Regions from separate parts of the Homo sapiens genome. Here region 1 is linked to region 2. Evidence: read pairs that join two places in POLR2A ChIA-PET (ENCODE). Cell type or tissue: CD4-positive, alpha-beta T cell. All regions are shown on one strand. Links, peaks and the distances in the headings refer to the core of each region. The heading gives the core; the rest is flanking DNA. Region 1 overlaps PTPRK (protein tyrosine phosphatase receptor type K). Region 2 has its middle 20 kb from the start of THEMIS.

The links. ChIA-PET counts read pairs that join two places held together with the same protein. Peaks named below come from ENCODE experiments on the same cell type or tissue, not always from the same donor. Only the 100,000 strongest peaks of a DNase experiment are listed, where the experiment ranks them.
Region 1: POLR2A ChIA-PET joins it to region 2 with 5 read pairs; 3 of 35 experiments call an interaction of 5 or more read pairs at or near these places.

The regions. Positions count from the first base shown.
Region 1 is chr6:127,999,486-128,002,407 of GRCh38, reverse strand. All of the region lies in intron 15 of PTPRK (protein tyrosine phosphatase receptor type K), which reads left to right. Among named protein-coding and RNA genes, the nearest start is that of PTPRK-AS1, 27 kb to the left of the region's middle. In CD4-positive, alpha-beta T cell, for the core only: no CTCF peak of the experiment used is centred there; no DNase peak of the experiment used is centred there.
Region 2 is chr6:127,919,844-127,922,765 of GRCh38, reverse strand. No RefSeq gene overlaps it. Among named protein-coding and RNA genes, the nearest start is that of THEMIS, 20 kb to the right of the region's middle. In CD4-positive, alpha-beta T cell, for the core only: no CTCF peak of the experiment used is centred there; no DNase peak of the experiment used is centred there; H3K27ac peaks cover 171 bases.

The sequences.
Region 1 (2,922 bases), core at 262-2,761, 80 kb before region 2:
ATCAATTTTACCAGCGTTTCTAGTTAAGCTTTAACCAAAGAAATATGGAAACTATCAAATAAATATATCTTGTAAATTCCCAAATGTCATGTTTGTTATTTATATTTAACATTTCTTGTGAACAAAAAACTTTAACTTATATTTTATGCTTGTATTTTTGTTATACATACAATCAATGTTCAATTGCATTTTTAAAATATTTTGGAACAACACAACTAACTCAGTTATGTAAAATATACCTCTTATTTACTAAAATAAATATTTAAAATTATAATTTTATAATTACTATAAAGGATATATATTCTAAAATAATCTGAAAAGTCAATGTTCTTCATCTCTACTTGCACTCTCCCTTTGATGTCCACCAATAATGGTTAGGAAGTGAACTGGGGATTTGCCCCAGGGAGTGGTCTTATCACACAGGGAGGAGCCATAAATCATGATCACTGGGGATCATTAAGGATACATCAGATGCCTCTGAAAATGTCATCTTCTGCTAAGCACTGTAGAATGCTGTCAGTATAAAGTTAATAAATAAATTTCAATTAAAATATTGAGAACTAATTGGAAAAAAATTAGTTGCCTAAATGTTAAAAGTTTCCTTACAATAATTTTCTACACATATGTAAAGTCCAAGTCTCGGTCCTCCTGTGGATTTACAATATGAACTCATAAAAATACCTTACATCTTTGTTTTCCCATCTATAAAACAGTATAATAATTCCTACCATACCTTTTTCATGGGGTTTTATTATAAAGAGAAAATTAGATGATGTGTATGAGTTTTATAAACTGTAATAATTATCATAGTAATTTTCCCTGTGAAAAAGGATATTCATGTTTAAGGAAAGCTAGATTTAACACAATAGAGTCATAAAGTCTAGTTATATAAACATTCATTACACATTTTATTTAATTTTGAAAGTCAAGCTGGTTTTAAAAATATATTGGCATTCTTTAAAAGCTAAATATCTCATTAATCATATTAGATGTAGAAATGATTTGTTGTATTTTTCATCATTCTTAGGATTGTGGTCTTTAGAGTTTTGCATCCAATCATTTTTGTATTTATAATGCAGTTTCTGAAATCACTTCAAATATTGCTTAATGCTAATACTTACTGATTTAAAAGGGCTTAGAAACTTTTCATACTGATTCGTATTTTTGGTTTTTGTGTTTTACTGCTTCATTGGGTTTAAGTTCCTATAACAGGTAAGTGTATTGCAAAGAACTCTAGAAAACCTTTCAATCAAGGATATATTTCAAGTTATTATTCTTAAATGTATAATAAGGATAATGATTAGTACGTGTACCCTCACTACTAGTCACATTATTAGGTGGTTTAATGAGGTGGAAATGTATTGAGATTAATAATGCATATGTGATTATTTTAAAGACCTTACTGCTCATTGTACTACTGTATTAAAGCTTAATGCAAAACAAAAGGCACTGTCTATTTTATATTGGGACACAATCATCTGTAAGATTTGGAATATGGGTGAATTCTGTGTTTCTCACTGAGCCTTTTTCAATTGTAAATATTCTGCTACTCCAGCAGGTAAAAGTGAGCTCTGGGGCTGCTCCACTGAGCCCTGGCTACCTTCTTCCAGCTTGAGTGATTGCATTTTGCCTCTCTGACGTTATCTGTTCTCTTTACTTCTCATCCTTAACTGTATATTCTGTGGCAGTGCCCAAATCAATTGCTTCTGAATTTAATTTTTCTGGGGAGATGTATTTATTCTTTATGTCGGTCTGTTGATTGTAATATTTTAATAGAAGTAGATCCATTGACTTTGGTCGCATAGTGAGAACAGGAAACTCTCATGAATCATGTTTGTTAGCCAATGTTTTTGTGTAGAGGGGTGGGCAAAATCTGAGTAAAAGACATGAATTCACTTGAGTGGTTAGGTCACAACAGAATCTATCAGGGATTTTTTGATTCAGTGTATTTTTAGGAATGAATGCTACAAAAAGAGCATTCAGCTTAATAAGAGGGAGTAAAGATAAATGCAATCAAGCTAAATTACAGAGGCACACAAATCTGATTGTAGGGTTCTTTTTTTTTTCCCTTCTCCAGGAAGAAAAAATGTTTATCATGGGGACAACAATTCATTTTTTGCTATATCCTATTTGTAGAGTTGGTGATAGAACAGGCAAATGTACTAGCACTTGAAATATGTTTATCTGTTAATTAAATATCATTCTCTACAGTATGCATTATCATTAAAAAAAAAGTTCCCCTAAGAGTGTATTTTCTCTTCTGTTAATGAGTATGACGGTATAATGCTTTTCAAAGTAACACCCCTTAAAACATTTGTTTTTTTTTTTAAGTGGTAAGTTTAAATGTGATAAATATGAGCATGCTTCTCGTTGTAATGTTTAGTACTTCGGTCATTAAAGTACTGTTTATTCTTCATAGGCAAAAATGTTCTTGTTCTTTTCTTCCTTCTTATGACAGAAAAAGAATTTAAAGTTTCTTTTCTTTTTAAGCTAATAACACAATTGGGAAGGGACTTACGCTTAATTGTGAGTGGTCAGGGATTCAGTTGACTTTTTAATTCATTCATTGGAATATTTATTGAGTTACTGTTATGCATCAGGCACTAGGAATAGAAAGAAAAATATTCTGTCTCTGTACTGGGTGTTCAGAATTTAGTGAGGAAAATAGCCAAGTAGATAAATCATTAAAATATAGAGCAAGTGAAATGACATGTAAAAATGAATAAGAGGTCATGGGAACATAAAGAAGGAGCTTTGTAACTCAACCTGGAGGGGCCAGAAAAGACTTCCAGGGGAGGAACCCACATTTTGCTCCAGAAGCGCGCCCTGATTTCTCTCGCAGCGTGGCCAAGAGACTCAAAATACATTTGCAATAAAAACAATAACAGTAATAAGTCAAGGCGGCAGAGGTTGAATATAAAT
Region 2 (2,922 bases), core at 263-2,762:
GGGATCTTTGCAAATTCTTCAAATTCAATTCAAACTGAATAATTTGTTTTTTAGTTCATGTCTTTCTTTTCATTTTATTATAGGTGGCTGGAAGAAACTAGGCAGCCATCTCAACATTGCCTGGAAATCTCCTTAGATAGATCATCCAGTTCGTTAGATACATTTTCTATTTTCCATGTTACCTCAGATGACAGCTCTGCTTAGGTTTCTCTCACCGCATGAAAGGATCTCTTTTCCTTAACCTTCTGATATCATCTTCTCACTTTCCTCCAGGTTTTGACTGACAGCCTCCTTGAGACCTTTTAAAATTCTGCTAAGTTTTTCTCCAGGCCCTTTAGGCTTTTGTTAATAGTTCACAGGTTTCTTCCAGCTTTTGCCTGATCCCAAACCCAAAGTCGTGTATTTTTGATGTATATTATGGCACTCCACTTTCAGTTCCGGTTATCTATATCTGCATAACAATTTATGATCAAAATGATAACAATTATTTTGTTACCTCATGGTTTCAGCCAGTCTGGAATTGGGGAAGGATTTGACTATGTAGTTCTAGCTGTGGGTTTTATAAGTTGCAGTCAGACGGCGACGGAAGCTGGAACAGAGGGCTGCACCTCTCCGTGGCTCTTCATGTAGTCTTAGTGTTTCTCCATTGGTTTCCTTGTGTGCTTTAGTCTGGGCTTTCTTGCAGCATGGTGGCTGCAGGGCAGTTGAACTGCTGCAATTGCAGTTCAGAGATCCAGTGTGGGAGTTCAAGCAAGTGAGAAAGAGGATGAATTAATTGCTTGTAATCATTGAGCCTCAGAAGTTGTCCAGCATCATATCTGCTACATTTGATTGGTGTCAAGTGTGTCATAAGTCTACATAGATTCAAGGAGAGGAAAATTATATTTCATCCCTTGATGGAGAAGGGAAAGGGCAGAAAGGGACAATTTCATTTGGTATATCTGTGATTAGCACAGGAAGTCTTTGTTGGCCAGCTGCGGTGGCTCATGCCTGTAATCCCGGCACTTGGGAGGCTGAGGTGGGTGGATTACCTGAGGTCAGGAGTTTGAGACCAGCCTGGTCAACATGTCAAAACCCTGTCTCTACTAAAAATACAAAAATTAGCTGGGTGTGTTGGCAAGTGCCTGTAATCTCAGCTACTCAGGAGGCTGAGGCAGGAGAGTTGCCTGAACCTGGGAGGCAGAGGTTGCAGTGAGCCGAGATCGCGCCACTGCCCTTCAGCCTGGGCAATAGAGCAAGACTCCATCTCAAAAAAAAAAAGAAAAAGTCTTTGTTAGCATGCAAAGATACAGAGGTGGTGGACCTGCTGAAAAAGGCAGCTCAGGGTCCTCTGAGAAGACGACCTCTCGGCTGCCTGGGAATACACATTAGAGATAATTTCTGTAGTAAAATACACATAGCATAAAATTTCCCATTTAAATGCACAATTCAGTGGTATTTTACATTCACAATGTTGTCCAACCACCACCACTCTCCAACAGATAATTATTTTTGGGGGAGGACAGGGTTCAGGAAAAGCTGAACCACGTTCAACCACAGAAAGAAACCACAGCTCCCGAAGAGAAACTGGAATAAGATGGGGAAATGATTTGGGACTGGGGGCCTGCCCTTAGTGCAGGGTTGGGGAGGACTTGTTCTGGCCATTATGCATTGCTAAGGAACCCTGCCCTTAGCAGCCACAATGGCACAATGACGCCAGGCCATCTCTGTGCAGTGGGAAAGCATTGATTGCTGGGATCAGGACCAATTTTTCACAGTGACGCTTTGCAGCAGAGGCCAAAGCAATGAAGATCATGGGCTGTTTAAATTTCTCAGTTCTCTTTTAGTACGAAGGTTGGCTTTCCTATGCTTAAGTAAACAGTTTTTTTGCTGAGAGTAAATCATGTGAAACAAAATGGTCTTCTTTCTAATCAGGTGATAATCAGTTGAAAAAATAAAGTGAATATGACCATATTTTCTCTAATGTTTTATAACTAATCATACTGGATGCTTGTAGTTAGGAATGAGTATACTGATCTTCAAAAAATAGAGAAATTTGACTTTGAATTTACCTTTCGATTTAACATATTCTGAATAACTGTGTTACTGGGATGGGGTTATTATATTTCTGACTCCCAGTAACTCAGACATTAGAAGAGATAAGGAAAGTGACAAACCTGTTTTTATTCTAGTATTATAATTCTTCGCTGTCACGAAAGCCAGGCTGTTTTGCTTCCTTTCTGTAAGAAATTGTCAGTTGATAGGCAAAACTTCAAGAATAATTAAAGAAATAGGATAGGTACATTCCCTTGGGAAAATCAATCTTCTGTAAATGTATTCAAATGAATTCAGTATCCTTTCCTTTTAATAGTGCTTATCTAGGTGAAAACATTTATTTTAGATTTTGTTATGGCACCCAGAAAACTATGATGCCTCTTTAAAAATAAATTATAGGGTAAAAGTCACAGAGGAGGATGATTGAAAAGAAAAAGTCTCAGGAACATTCCCTGTGTGTCTCCCTCTGTCTTCTGTGCACTCAAAGCATGGCAAATCAATCTCAGAACACTTCCTGTTACCTGAGACTCTCTTGAAGTGTCTTCGTAAATGTTTAATGCATCCCTATCTCTTATTCAGTATGCCAGGAGGAGAGAGATTTGTTTTTGGCAGGGGTTGGCTTTGGTAAATGCCACAGGTTAATTCACAGGTTCTGTTGCATCTGTGTAAATTGGGAAGATTTGACAGCTGCGCCCAAAATACTGGCCATTCTCTTTGGGAAGCCAGACTTTGACACTTGGTTTAAGGCAAAATGAATGTCAATTTGTCGTTTACCTCACCTCCTCCACAAAAACACTAAAAGATTGTTTTTATCAATATAAAGATCCCTGCTTTGAGAATCCTCGAAGCCATAGTGTATGTGTTTTGAACTGGAGATGGGATGGCAGA